2 separate regions of the Homo sapiens genome follow, and region 1 is linked to region 2. Evidence: chromatin contacts called from ENCODE Hi-C or POLR2A ChIA-PET data. All regions are on one chromosome and are shown on one strand. Each heading gives the region's core, a stretch centred on a gene start or an enhancer-like site at or near the end of the contact. The rest is flanking DNA. Distances are from core to core; before and after follow the strand shown.

What was found. A loop is a pair of places that touch in the nucleus more often than their neighbours do. ChIA-PET counts read pairs that join two places held with the same protein, here RNA polymerase II (POLR2A). Pooled maps may share reads with other maps.
Region 1: a loop to region 2 is called in a pooled map, with 7 times the contacts of the local background. The contact joins the promoter of H1-4 here to the promoter of E2F3 in region 2. A Hi-C loop is called at or near these places in 5 of 50 pooled maps. POLR2A ChIA-PET finds 5 or more read pairs at or near these places in 2 of 52 experiments (K562 and activated CD4-positive, alpha-beta T cell).

What each region holds. Positions count from the first base shown.
Region 1 is chr6:26,151,707-26,158,947 of GRCh38, forward strand. It overlaps H1-4 (H1.4 linker histone, cluster member), which reads left to right and starts at 4,623. Exons shown (of 1, transcript NM_005321.3): 1 at 4,623-5,409. The coding sequence starts at 4,685. The coding sequence ends at 5,344. H2BC5 (H2B clustered histone 5) reads left to right here and starts at 6,416. Exons shown (of 1, transcript NM_021063.4): 1 at 6,416-6,901. The coding sequence starts at 6,464. The coding sequence ends at 6,844. RefSeq lists enhancers at 4,351-5,102, 4,627-4,786, 5,047-5,126, 5,856-6,607, 6,747-6,796 and a silencer at 5,417-5,466.
Region 2 is chr6:20,400,385-20,407,950 of GRCh38, forward strand. E2F3 (E2F transcription factor 3) reads left to right here and starts at 1,495. Exons shown (of 7, transcript NM_001949.5): 1 at 1,495-2,241. The coding sequence starts at 1,849. LOC124901482 reads right to left here and starts at 2,388. Exons shown (of 3, transcript XM_047419652.1): 1 at 2,041-2,388; 2 at 1,885-1,996; 3 at 357-1,778. The coding sequence starts at 2,388. The coding sequence ends at 1,171. RefSeq lists silencers at 1,070-1,309, 2,160-2,629, 2,830-3,449 and an enhancer at 1,408-1,932.

The DNA of each region.
Region 1 (7,241 bases), core at 3,373-5,872, 5.8 Mb after region 2:
ATTTTATAATTCCAAACATTGCTGTGATGAATAACCATGGGTGTGCAAACCACAGTGTTAATTATTGACTTAAGTAAAAAGGAAACAATGTTGAAGATACTATATAGTCCATCTGTCTAGCATAAAGCACCTCTTTTCCAAACTCTATCTTTAATGAAACAATCATGGTAACATCATATTAAAATACAGAAATTCAGAATTAAGCTCTTTGACTGCAGAACTGTGAGGTAAAAGCAACCAAGCACAATCTTCTCTTTTATTTCAACTTTTCTGCAAATCACATTGTTCCCCTTAGTTCATAGTCATATTTGTAGCTGCATATTACTGCTATCATGTCCAAAATAAAAACAATTAGAGTGTCCCCCATTTTCCACCACTCAGGGTACCTTAGAGACTTTAAAAATGTCAATGATATCAAATTACTTTCTTAGCTCATTAAAGAATAACATACTTGATAATATTTTATGACTATAAAAGCTCAAGAAATTGCACAAGGAAGACATACTGTGGACATGTGAACAGGCACAGTAGAAATGTCTTTTACTAAGGGGCCTAACACACCAAGATTTGTGTATATAACTAAAACTACATGCAACGAAAACTGGTATTTTATATTCTATTCTATTTCACTAAAAAGAGAAATATTTTGTCCTTGACAACTAAACTGATTTCACAACTTTTCATGCTTGTTCAGACCTGTAGTTTGAGAAAACACTGTTTAATAAGCATACATGCTTTGAAGTAAAACCAACGTGTGCTGGAATCTGCAATGTACCTCTTACCAACAGTTTTCTCAAGAGAACTTGTTAACCTCTGCATGTCCATTTCCTACTTTGTAAAGTAGAAATACTATCCATAACAGAGGATTGTTACACTGACTAAGTAAGAATGCAGGTAACTCAGGCTGCAGCCCAGTTGTGGGGGAAAAAAAATTTCAGATAGCATGTAGTACAGTAGCCAACAAATGGGAAGGATGACTATCATTAAAAATGATAAAATGGATAAGGAATGTAGATGCTGTACTAGAGGATTCAAGTAGTCCATAAGCAGCCAAGGTTCAGTCTACCTTCTGTGGTTGGAAAATAATGACTCATTGGATGCTTAACTTTAGTTACTCTCCTTTCTCCTTCTTCAGCCCACTATAGTGGCCAGCCAGGTGTGAATCAAAGGAAGTCAAGATTGGACTAATGCTGTCCCCGTCTTTCCAATATATGGTCATATTCAGCATGGATATCTTTTCTAAGATCTCACAGACACGCCCAGAAATCCCTGGGAGAACTCACGTGACAGGAAGCACATTTGCCCTATTGGTCATCTCTAGTGAGTTCAGCAGAGTTGCCAAACTTGGCTCGGCATAAGAGTGGCATGAGAAAACTGATAAATATTCAGATTCTGAGGACCTACTGAAGAGTTATTATGTCAGAATAATCTTGAGCAAGGCCTCAGAATCTATGTTTAAAACACATGCATGACTGGGTGGTTCATACCTGTAATCCCAGCAGTTTGGGAGGCCGAGGCGGGTGGATCACCTGATATCAGGAGTTGGAGACCAGCCTGACCAACATGGTGAAACCCTGTCTCTACTAAAAATACAAAAATTAGCTGGGTGTGGTGGCGGGCACCTGTAATCCCAGCTACTTGGGCGGCTGAGACAGGAGAATCGCTTGAACCCGGGAAGTGGACTTTGCAGTGAGCAGAAATCGCTCCATTGATTGCACTCTAGCCTCGGTGACAAGAGCGAAACTCCATCTCAAAAAAATAATAACAAAATAAAAAATAGAACACATGCATGAACATGTGTGTGTGCACACACGCCTAGTTCTGAGATAGCCAGCCCGCTGACCAATAAGAAAGTAAGGCCTTTTGTTATTGTTCCTATTTCATCACCGACAAGTGTCAAATAGATGCTTGATTTCATAGTGGTCAATCCTCAATCTCTGTCACCAAGGCTCGAGAGCACGTTCACTGCAACCTCCGCCTTCCTGGTTCAAGGGCTTTTCCTGCCTCAGCCTCCCGAGTAGCTGGGATTACACCACCACACCTAACTATTATTATTATTATTATTATTATTATTATTATTATTTTATTTTAGCAGAGATGGGGTTTCACCTTGTTGGTCAGGCTGGCCTCGGACTCCTGATCTCAAGTCATCCATTCGCCTCAGCATCTCAAAGTGCTAGGATTACCGGCGTGAGCCACCTCTCCCAGCCCATGCATTTGGAGGCAGAGGCAGTGGTTGCAGTGAACCAAGATCGCGCCATTGCACTCCAGCCTGGGTGACACAGTGAGACTCTGTCTCAAAAAAAGAAAAGAAAAGTAAAGTAAAGAAAACACACCACACCTTAAGGAGGCAAGCAGTGGAAGTTGAAAGACCACAGAATTTGGAGAGTTTAACTCCTTCCTAGCCATGAGGAATACACTGGATAAAGTGAGGCATGTGAAAGCAAACTTCCATGTGTTGTGTAAGTTTCAGTCATTTACAGGAGTGGTTTTTGTTGTCATTAAATAGGTATAATATTACCATTCTGGAATCAAATGCCCATATAATCAGTTTCCCTAGTCTGTTTTGGAGATTTATCCATCTCCCTTTTTATTTCAATAAATACCAAAGGGCATATTTATTTTTGCACTGATGTGCAATAATTAGATTGAAAATACACATCAAGATATTAAAAACATTGATAATTTACATCACTTTTATAACAAATTCAACATTAAACAGTACTGTTTTGATACATTTCACTCGTGTTATATCAAAATTCTATATTCTCCTTATTTCAGTAGCAGAATTTGTGTCTGGAGATTTTGGGCAATGAAATTAAAATTTAAAATGATATCCAACGCCATATTACAATCAACCACGTCCACAGAACAGTATCATATCACCTTATAGCACTGGGCAAAATTTTATTTTGTTTCCATGATAAGTGGCTTGTAGTTCCACCCATACTGTTCCAGCCATATCGTTTTTCAGAAAAAATTCTTTTTTTTTTTTTTTTTGAGACGGAGTCTTGCTCTTTCGCCTAGGCCTGACTGCAGTGGCACTATCTAGGCTCACTGCAAGCTCCGCCTCCCGGGTTCACGCCATTCTCCTGCCTCAGTCTCCCGAGTAGCTGGGACTGCAGGCGCCCGCCACCGCACCCGGCTAATTTTTTGTACTTTTAGTAGATACAGGGTTTCACCGTGTTAGCCAGGATGGTCTTGATCTCCTGACCTCGTGATCCGCCCGTCTCGGCCTCCCAAAGTGCTGGGATTACAGGCGTGAGCCACCGCGCCCGGACCAGAAATAATTCTTTTGGTTGGGCTTTCATTGCCAGCTTACATACACTCTTCTTGATTGGGCAACTACCTAAAGAAATTCACTCAGACATTGTTCAAAGGATGTTTTCAGAGGGCAATGATTTATAATAGCTTAGATAGACTCTCAAAGCTCTACTTCTGAGATCGAAATTTGAACTTGTCGTTTAATCACTACATGTCACTTATTTTTCTTTCTATTGAGCTCTGGGAAGCATTGGAATACAATCTTCAGGGGGATTGAAACCATACGTGGTGAGTGGACTAGTCATTCCTCAACTATTCAGTAATAATAGGGGCTGGGTTTCACTAATAATGGGAGTAGATGTTTCAATCTACGTTTCTTATTTATTTTGCCTTATCATCAATGCTTGAATTTCAGCTCTAAGCTACTTTATTGCAATTTGGTTCTGAAGCATATGCCAAAAGCACTCAGCAAGGCTGCAGACAAATGCTTTAAAGTAAAGTGCACCTCCACTTCCAGTGACTTTATGAACATCACATTTGAAAATTAATCCTTTTTCATCTCTGTACCCTGAGTACATTTTGGACTTCCCTTCGTTCCCAAATACCCTGAATTCAAGGTATCTCAATCCATGGAGCAATTGTCCAGAGGAAGAGAGAAGCAACAGCCCCGCCCCCAACCCTTGGGAGCAGAAAGGGAAAGAATTATCCAAAGAATTGTTTAAAAACTCAGATGTAGCGGACAGATGTAAAACCATGGCTGTATAGATTGATGTCCCAGGGGTCCAAAACTTAATCTCAAATGGGCAATAATTTGTTTGGCATTAAACTAAACCAGTTTGATGAACTCAAATGCCCTCGGCTCAATAGGCAGGACTCTCCGAGGAGCCTGTGTTACTTCCCTCACTTAAGTGCAGATTTGTAATAAAAATCTTAATGCCAGTGGCATGCTTTTTGGATATATAAGAAGCTAACCACTTGGAGTATCATATTTGAGAGGTCAGAAAAGTCCACAGTTAAAGATCGGTTTATAATTTACGAAGAAAATAGAAAGTTTTGTTTCTCTGAGTTGAAATTTGCCAAGCACGGCGGGAAATATTGCAAGTTTTTGGCACAAGGCTTTGTGCTTCCCTTATAATTTGAGATCTGCGTGAAGCCTGAGGGTTCGGGGATCATTATCTGAGAAAAACCGGGCAGTTCGGTGTAGACAATTTTTATATTTTTGGCTTTTTTTGAGGTGTAACAAACACAACTCGGGATCCGAGAGGACACTCTGCGGCTGCCAGCGAGGCGGGCTGGACAGCGCACCAATCACGGCGCAGCTCCGCCCTATATAAACGGGCGGGCGCAGCGCCGCGGCTCGAGTCCCGGCCAGTGCCTCTGCTTCCGGCTCGAATTGCTCTCGCTCACGCTTGCCTTCAACATGTCCGAGACTGCGCCTGCCGCGCCCGCTGCTCCGGCCCCTGCCGAGAAGACTCCCGTGAAGAAGAAGGCCCGCAAGTCTGCAGGTGCGGCCAAGCGCAAAGCGTCTGGGCCCCCGGTGTCCGAGCTCATTACTAAAGCTGTTGCCGCCTCCAAGGAGCGCAGCGGCGTATCTTTGGCCGCTCTCAAGAAAGCGCTGGCAGCCGCTGGCTATGACGTGGAGAAGAACAACAGCCGCATCAAGCTGGGTCTCAAGAGCCTGGTGAGCAAGGGCACCCTGGTGCAGACCAAGGGCACCGGCGCGTCGGGTTCCTTCAAACTCAACAAGAAGGCGGCCTCTGGGGAAGCCAAGCCTAAGGCTAAAAAGGCAGGCGCGGCCAAGGCCAAGAAGCCAGCAGGAGCGGCGAAGAAGCCCAAGAAGGCGACGGGGGCGGCCACCCCCAAGAAGAGCGCCAAGAAGACCCCAAAGAAGGCGAAGAAGCCGGCTGCAGCTGCTGGAGCCAAAAAAGCGAAAAGCCCGAAAAAGGCGAAAGCAGCCAAGCCAAAAAAGGCGCCCAAGAGCCCAGCGAAGGCCAAAGCAGTTAAACCCAAGGCGGCTAAACCAAAGACCGCCAAGCCCAAGGCAGCCAAGCCAAAGAAGGCGGCAGCCAAGAAAAAGTAGAAAGTTCCTTTGGCCAACTGCTTAGAAGCCCAACACAACCCAAAGGCTCTTTTCAGAGCCACCCACCGCTCTCAGTAAAAGAGCTGTTGCACTATTAGGGGGCGTGGCTCGGGAAAACGCTGCTAAGCAGGGGCGGGTCTCCCGGGAACAAAGTCGGGGAGAGGAGTGGGATTTTGTGTGTCTCCGGAGCTATTTTTGACTAAGGCGTCGCGTCGCCCAAGCCGGAGTGCAGTGGCGTCATCTCGATTTTGCGTTCTCGAGTGTCGGAGTTGAACCCATTTGGGCCTCCCTTGTGCTTTGCACTTTTAGCAGGCCCTGGCCTCCAGATAGCATGGGAAAAAAAATGTTGGGATTTTCCCGGGTTTCTAAGCTGGGTTTTTCCGAGTTCCAAACACGGCACAGTGTATCAGTTTCTGTGCTGGTTACAAGCCTACTGGTTATCCCTATCGAGTATGGCAGGCAGTGAGGGACTTCAGAGGAGTACGTCTTAGGACAAGTGGCATAGTACTGACATTATTTCCGAAGGGCTACATTTCAAGTGCTTGGGGAGACTACTGCCACATAACTGAAAATTAGAAACCGACACTGCAGAAAAATACTTGGTCCTTAAATGTGGCATTTGGATGGATTAAGGACTTGCCGAAACGTAAAACTGACAGACTTGGGGGGGGGGGATGTCCCAATTAGCACGGCTTCTGTATGCAACGAGTCCCATACTTTGTTAAAGGAAGAAAGGAATGTGAGTTCTCCTAATCTGTTAAGTATCTTTCGGTGTAAGTTCTGACACCACAATGTTAAAAAAGTCGGATCTCAAAAACCAACTGCTCCAAGCGAAGTGCACAGCTGTCTTGCCTAAAGAGGCCTATTTATAGTAGCCTCGGGTAGTCTGGTCTGGGCTTTCTCATTGGGTACAAGTAAAGGAACGAAATAGCCAATGAAAAGGTAGACTTTTAAGTGTCGTTTACATTGGCATTTGTGACGACACTCTAAAATTAATCCAATCATAAACGAAATCTGATTAACCTCATTTGAATACCGCATCTATAAATGAACAGGGCCTCGGCGGGAGTGATTATTTTCTCAGGTGTTTGCAACAGTGTTCTAACTATTAACGCTACGATGCCTGAACCTACCAAGTCTGCTCCTGCCCCAAAGAAGGGCTCCAAGAAGGCGGTGACTAAGGCTCAGAAGAAGGACGGGAAGAAGCGCAAGCGCAGCCGCAAGGAGAGCTATTCAGTGTATGTGTACAAGGTGCTGAAGCAGGTCCATCCCGACACCGGCATCTCTTCCAAGGCAATGGGGATCATGAATTCCTTCGTCAACGACATCTTCGAGCGCATCGCAGGCGAGGCTTCCCGCCTGGCGCATTACAACAAGCGCTCGACCATCACCTCCAGGGAGATCCAGACGGCCGTGCGCCTGCTGCTTCCGGGGGAGCTGGCCAAGCACGCCGTGTCGGAGGGCACCAAGGCCGTCACCAAGTACACCAGTTCCAAGTAACTTTGCCAAGTAAGCATCTTTACACCTAATCCCAAAGGCTCTTTTAAGAGCCACGCATGTTTTCAATAAATGAGTTGTAATCATTTCATTCAAAAGGGGGGTTATTGGACTTAGCACCACAGTACCAATCTTTAATGTTACGTTAGTACTGCAGAGGAAATAACTTGGAAGTTACAGGGAATAACAATAGGTACTAGAAATTGAGTGCTATGGGTACGTATTAGATCGTTAGCTCATTTAGTATCACATAACACTAGCATAAACTGAAAGTATTGTAAATGTACAGCTCTTTGGTTTCCGTGTGCAGATTTCCAAGTTGATCGTGATGTTGATCCGGGACTCGGTGTGGTGACGGCCCGCCCTGAGCACGAAAGTGCACGCTCTTGACAACTTCCTT
Region 2 (7,566 bases), core at 245-2,744:
GGTGCAAGGTTTAATGGAACTTTTAACTCATCTGTTTCAGAAAAGGTAACAAGGCTAAAATATTAAGGAGTCCTAGCCTGATCTGACACATCTTGTCAGGTGTTTCATAGCACTCTGAGTAAGAGTTTTGGGAAATTAATAATAGTAATAAAAATCTTGTGAAAGGGCTCAAGGTGTTGCAATCCTCATCACCTATGAGCACCAATTCTGCAGCTGTTTTGCACGTAACTATAAATTATGATCTAGTCTCTACATACATAACTTCCCCCACATTCCTGCAGGGGTCTCTTTTCCTGCTCAATCTCAGGAGCAAGCTTTAATTTTAAGACCCATGAATACTTGAACAAATTCAGGAGTCAGTTTGACACATCATTTTATATTTTTCTGATGACAATTTCTAGTTTACTTTTTAAAAAAAGACACTATTTTAAAAATACTTTGGGATAGGTTTGAGTCGTTGTGTTTGCTTCCAGTCAGAGAACTTCCTACAAAACTGAAGATATAAAGTGCTGATGCCTGGGCGTGCCTGCGTTCGTTGGGGGCACGACGTCATCGTGGGAAGCGTGTACTTTTTCGGATTACTGCTTGGCGGATTAGAAACCCGTAGATCAGTTCTAGGTTAGCCCTGATTAACTGCCCTGGGTGTTTCTGGGCCAGAGGGAATGTCTGCTGGATTCAAACCAATATCCGTTGTAAGACAAAAGAGTTAATTTGTACTTTACCCCTATCCAGGCTAATAATGAAGGTACCGGGAATGATCTGGAATGTTAACTGGTGCCCGCAATCGCGTCTGCTGAACCTTCTGCCCCCACGATTCTGTCTGCCCACATGCTTCTGTCTATCAGCCCCGGCCTCGGGATCAGCTCTCGCCGCGTCATTGGTTGGATTTCAGGAAGGGAGAAGCCCACGATTTAAAGGGCTCCTTTTGCACCTGCCAGACATCGTCCGCATGGTCCAACTTGCCTTTGGCACGTATCTGGAAAAATCTCCTGCGCTGTTCGTTTATTGCACTGACTGGTCAAAGGAAAGAGTGTTCCCTTAGTCACCTTGACAATTTCCAAAAGCGAAACTTGGGCTCTAGACTAGATCTACACTGAGTCTGCGGGGCGCGGAGTCCCTGCCCAGGTCAGTAGCGCCGGCCCGGCGGGCGGGCGGGGACAGGGGCGGAGCCTAGGCCAGGCGTGGTCTTCCGTGGGAGAGAAGGAAATTCTTTGCCCCACCCCCTAAAAACTGCTCTTCTGCCAGCCAATCAAGGAGGCCTATGCAAATAGGGTCCCTGTCGCCCCGGTAACCATGATGCACGGCAGCCAATGGAAACCAGCAAGTCGCGGCCCTGCTCCATGATTGGGACTGAAGTAAGGAGGTAGCGGCCCAATGGGCTGTGGGAACGGTCCTCGGCGGGTTGAGGGGCGGGGATATGCAAATATGGTTTGAAAAGCCGGCGGGAAATCCGAGTTTCGCGGGAGGACCTTGGCGCGTAAACCGTATCCCTTCATTCATTGTCAGCAGCAGCTTCCTGGAGCCATTTTTCAGCTGCCGGCCGCAGCACCCGGGCTGCCGCCGCCGCCTCGCAATCCGTTGCATCGGCCGCCCCCGACGCCTCCATCCCCGCTTGGGGCCCGATATCCGTGCGGCCGGGACCCTCCTCTCTCCAGAGCCCCGATTATTTTTGGCCCCCGGGGCCTGTGCGGTGCGGAAAAATAAAAAGAAAAGAGAGAGAGGGGGCTCGGAAGCGCCGGGCGGGGAGGAGAGAAGGAGGAGAGACTTGGAAACTCCGACTGCAAATAATAAAGAAATTGAAAACAATACATTAATATACCATAACACTAAAAAGAGCAGGAGCGAGAGATGAGAAAGGGAATCCAGCCCGCTCTGGAGCAGTACCTGGTGACCGCCGGGGGTGGGGAGGGGGCGGCTGTCGTCGCCGCCGCCGCTGCAGCCTCCATGGACAAAAGGGCACTGCTAGCCAGCCCCGGCTTCGCCGCCGCCGCCGCCGCTGCCGCCGCCCCGGGCGCGTACATCCAGATCCTCACCACGAACACTTCCACCACCTCCTGTTCCTCCTCCCTCCAAAGCGGCGCCGTAGCCGCCGGCCCCCTCCTCCCCAGTGCCCCCGGCGCGGAGCAGACCGCCGGCAGCCTCCTCTACACCACGCCGCACGGACCCTCCAGCAGAGCCGGGCTGCTGCAGCAGCCACCAGCGCTGGGACGCGGCGGCAGCGGCGGCGGCGGCGGCCCTCCGGTAATACCCTCCCTCCCCACCGTCCCCAGCCCCGGCGGGAGGTGGGCTCGCACCGCGCGGGGTCGTGGGCGCGCTGCGGGCCGCTCGGGGAGAGCACTGGGCCGAGCATCGTGGGCCTCGGGGGCTGCCCCTCCAACGAGGGTTCATTGTTAGACCTGAGTGCTCTTCCCGGCGCCAGGAGGGTCGGGGGGCTCGGCCAGGCGCGCGGGGCGGCGGGGATTGCCTTGGCGCGAACCACATCAAACACTCCAAAACTTTTCGCGGCCCCCCCTTCTTTTCCTGCACTTTTCCCTACCCCCACTCTCCCTTCCCCTCCAACTCGAAGCTTCCTCTTTCTCGGGCGTAGGAAGGGGTCACGCCCCGGATGGAGAAGGGGGTGGGGGAGGGAGTAGTGAACTGGGGTGTGGGGGGCTCTGAGGGGTTGAAACCGGGGGACTGTTGGGGTGCTAGCCCCCAGTCGGCCTTGGAGGCTCGTTGGCGGCCGGGGGTCCCTGCGGCGTGCTCGGAGCGCAGGGGATCGGCGGGGCTGCGCTTGACACATTTTAGGATCTGTAACTCCCGGCAACAAAGGGGCTGGGGGAGGTGGAGGGGAGTCGGGCGTGGGGGAGGTGGGGCTGGAAGCCGGGTGCGGACTGGGGCGTGGGCTGTCTGGGGTGAGGGGCTCGCGGGCTGGCGCTCTGGCCTGGGCGCATCCTGGCAGTGGCAGCGGCGGCGCCCGCGTGGCCCAAGCGCCCAGGCCTTCCTCGCCGGGCCCCGGGCCTGCCCTTGACCCGCCTCTCCCCTTGCCCCTTCCTTCCCCGCCCTGTCCCCCTCTCCGCCCCCCGGCGACGGAGGGCGGGGGCAGCTGGGTTCCCGTCCCGCCGCCTGGGTCTGTCCCTCTCTCCGGGACCCGCCGGTGACGTTTCGCACACGTGCGCGCAGGACGCGCCTGTGACTGGGGAGGAGGCGGCGGCGGGAGGGGGCGCTGGAGGGGGAGAGGGGGGCACCCACTTCCTCCTGCTCGCCGGCTCCCTGGCCTGGGACGGTCCCGGCGCCCTCGCACCCGCCCCCGGCACCGCCACCCTCCCTCTCCTCTCCCCACCCCCCCACCGGCGCCCGCCCTCGCCCTGCGCCGCCGGTCTGTTCGGCCCTCCGGGCCCCCTCTCCAGCCGGCCCCCCACCTCCCCCCGGAGCCAGGCTGGTTTCGGAAATGCCCTTACAGCAGCAGGTTAGTGACCGGGACGGCTCGGGGGCCGCCGACGCCGCGGGGGCACCGGATTCTGTTGGGGGCTGAAGCGGTGAGGGTAGGCGGTTGAGCGGGGTTTTGGAGTGGGAACGGGGGGTTGGGTGCTCGAGGGAAATGAGTAAGCAAGAAAAATCTAACTAAGTAAATGCCCCGGCCTCCGGTTCTAGGAACCTCGGGGCGGGAGTGTCTGCCCCAGGGGGTGGGTATGGTGTTTACGTGGATTTTTTTTCTAGGGGGCGGATGGATGGGCGATAGAAAACCGGAGGGGGCTTCTCGCCAATGGCCGAGTTGAGCTCTGTTTTCTGTCTTCCTTCCCTTGTGCTGGAGGGGGAGGGGGGTGGGTCAGAGGGTAGGGTGTCTGTAGGATTCCCAGGCCACCCGCCACCCCCTCCCTTTGTCCCTGTAATTTATAAAGCGCCTTTGAGAGATGATTTAGGTCAGTATGCGGCTTCTCTTTTTGTTGGTACTAGAAAGAAGTGTGGCCCGGAGGTCTCCCCTTTCTCCTTTTCTCTCCTTCATTCCCTTCCTCCATGCCTCCGGGTCTTCACCCTCGTGGTGAGGCTTGGCCTCCACGGGGCTAGAACCGAACCAGACTCAGTTAGATCCATGGTAGCCTGATTATACCAGGCGTGGACCTCACCTTGTCTCAGCTCCAAATGGGTTTAATTTTTGGAGAATCAAGATTTTGCGGGAGTCTTTAAGAAAGTCAGCACATAGGCAGCACTTTGGGAAATGGGATGGGTTTGGGAATAATGAGGCGTTTTTTATTTCTTTCCTGTTCCCAGTTTCTCCCCGGGTTCGGTCTTAACTGCTTTCCAGCCCCAGAGATACTTGCTGGGCATGTGTGATGTAGTCTTAGTCAAAGAAGCTCATCGTTTTTTAGTGACTAGGGTCTGCCAGCAGGGGGGAAACGGAGCACAGTACCTGCTTAGACATAGCAGTATCCGGTGTGCTGGGTTTTCAGTCGCAAGAATATTCCATGCTTTTATTAGCTTCAGATACTCTTACTGACTTGACCTAAGCATGTTTGGACATATTTTAAGCATATTTGACCCCTGCACAGTTCTGTTACTATTTCATAAACCTAACCTTAAACAACCAGCTATTGACATACTTCTTGGATTAGATTCACAGATTTGCAGGGGGTAGTTTTGATAATGGGAAATTATGAGAGCTTCAAGTTGATTTTTAAAAAATTTTAACAGTGTTTGTTGGGCCAGGTCCCTAAGACTATCTTTCAAGCCAGGTTTATTATATCTAGTTCATTGTATTTAAGTATTTAAAGTATACTAAATTACCCTCACCATCTTCCAAGTTATTTCAAAACTTTATTCTCCTTGACATGAAATTATTATTCCAGGAATAATAATATCCTTTTGAGTTTATGTGCACACAAAAGGTTTTTCATTACAGGAATATAAATGTTACTCATATACATATTCAGAAGCATTTTTTATATGATTGCAATGTATGCTGAATCATTGGTTATCTGCATTTTTTTTTTTTTTTTTTTTGAGACGGAGTCTCATTCTGTCGCCCAGGCTGGAGTGCAATGGCACGATCTCGGCTCACTGCAACCTCCGCCTCCCGAGTTCAAGCATTCTCCTGCCTCAGCCTCCTGAGTAGCTGAGATTACAGGCGTGAGCCACCACGCCTGGCCGGTTATCTACACTTTTAAGAGCTATTTCTACTGGCCGGGCGCTGTGGCTCATGCCTGTAATCCCGGTACTTTGGGAAGCCGAGGGGGGCGGATCACGCGGTCAAGAGATCCAGACCATCCTGGCCAACATGGTGAAACCCCGTCTCTACTAAAAATACAAAAATTAGCTGGGTGTGGTGGTGCGCGCCTGTAATCCCAGCTACTCAGGAGGCTGAGGCAGGAAAATCGCTTGACCCTGGGAAGCGGAGGTTGCAGTGAGCTGAGATCCCGCCACTGCACTCTAGCCTGGCGGCAGAGCGAGATTCCGTCTCAAAAAAGGAGCTGTTTCTTCTGGGAGGGTGTAGGAAATTTATCTAGTCAATGCATACAAAGTCTTAAGCACTGAATATAAAGTTTGATTTATTGTTTTTCTTATCGAAATTATATTAGACTTCCATGTAAGTCTTCGAATTTTGAATTTTGTTGATATTCTTTCCCTAAGCAGGAAAGACAGGATGGGGAAAGCTAAGTGATTGGCTGAACAAAGACCACCTAAACACTCTGTGTCCAAGAAGAGGTTGAAAAGTCTTCAGGTGGCCAGAGTTGCAGACCTATCTGGTTCTGATCCCAAGTTCTGTCTCAAGAATATCTAAGGACTTAACCAGAAGCAACTTCTTCACCTTTTTTTCAATGGGGGTAAAAATATGAGTACTACCTTACCAGCTGTAAAGCATCTATTATTTACAAATTGTATGTTCATTGGCAAATAACTTAATCTCTCAACTCAGTTTCTTCCTCTGTAACATAGGGACAAAAACAGTGTCACCTTTAAGGTTCTTTTGAAGAGTTAAATATGATAATGCATGTGAACTATTTAGCACAGTGCCTGGCAAAAAGTAGACACCCAGTACAATTCATATTTATTATACAAATGTTAATTTTTTTCTGACTTAGTGAAATAGTGTAAGGCCAGGTGCACATTGTCCCTTTGTTTACATATATGAAGAGAACTGTTAAAAGTCTTTAAGTGATCTGTAATTAATTATTTATGCCCAATTAATTTGGGCTTTTAAATATATAAAACATGGCCATCCTAGGGGTAAAATAGGGACATTTCAGTAAGACACGCCTATATAGAGATAGTGGTGTTGAACTGCCAAGCATATGCCTTGAATTGTGACAATTCAAGGCCACATCATCCTCACTTTTTTGCCTGAGTTCCACTCCGTCCATGATTCCACAGACCTGCCAACTTTTGGGTGCAGTTTATGCTTAGCGGCTTTTGTTAGACCTGAACTCTCAATCTTCACCATGTCAGAGACATGCATTAGACAAATTCCATCTTAGTTGGTGAACTGTTGGAAATGTAAGAACTCCAGAGAAACCATAGTCAGAAGTGCTACTCAATGGAGCAGACAAGGCTTCATCATTTTCTGCTGCTGCTTCTAAAAAGAAGCTGAAATTATTTTATTCTAGAAAATTTGGGATTTAATAATGTAAGAGACTATGTCCTGTCACAGTCATAGCAACCTACTGATTCTACTTTGGGAAAGAGCCCTCAGTGCTTGAAATTTTCATCTAAGAATGGAGAACCATAGGTGCTATTTCAGCAGGGTCTCTTTTCCTGTACAATTATAAAAAGAAAAGTGCCGGGTTCCTGTGGTTCTATACTCAATAATCTTGCTTCTGCTGAGATATATGGTTGATGCCAAGTTTAAGCTGGGAGACAATTTTTAGTCACTACATACCCCAAAATGGAAGTTTTAATATAATGCAGTGCCCAGACTTGGGCACTACAGGTAGCTCCACTATAATCAGTACCAAGGGCGCCACTCTAATCATCCTCTGAAACAAAGCACCCTTAAATATGGCACTGTGGGCTGAAGAACTCCACCTTGTGAACAGGAAAGGATTTTTTGTTTTTCTATAAATCGCCACCTTGTGTATTACTTGGAAGAATGGATTCTGAGATTAATGTTATACTGTGTAAAGCTAACTTGAAAACAGAAAATAATACTCTAAGCCTAGACGTGCATAAATAACATTACCTGGAGATTGACAGACGGGGTGAAAGCTTTTATTGTGGTTTCTCAGAAATATATAAAGCAGTAGTTTTCCTTTAACTCTTCTGTCTTTAATGCCATCTGCAAAGATATATCATCCATACCTTTAACCTCTTTCCTAGGGATTTGGACCCATTTGGCAAATAGCTTCAAGTACTCATAGTTAATTTTCTGGCTGGTTTTCCTAAGTTAACCTGATTTTACAAATATTCCATTTGTAGGACCAGTTTACATCTACTTTCCCAAGCTAGCCAACTTCAATTCCCTTTTAGTCATCTACTTCCTACTAACAGCTGTAACTAGGATGAGTCAAAATCAATTGCCTATGCTCACCAGATCCCTGATAAATTCCCATGAAGCCACCTGAAAGGTGGTAAAAGCAAGGTAAAACGTGGTGA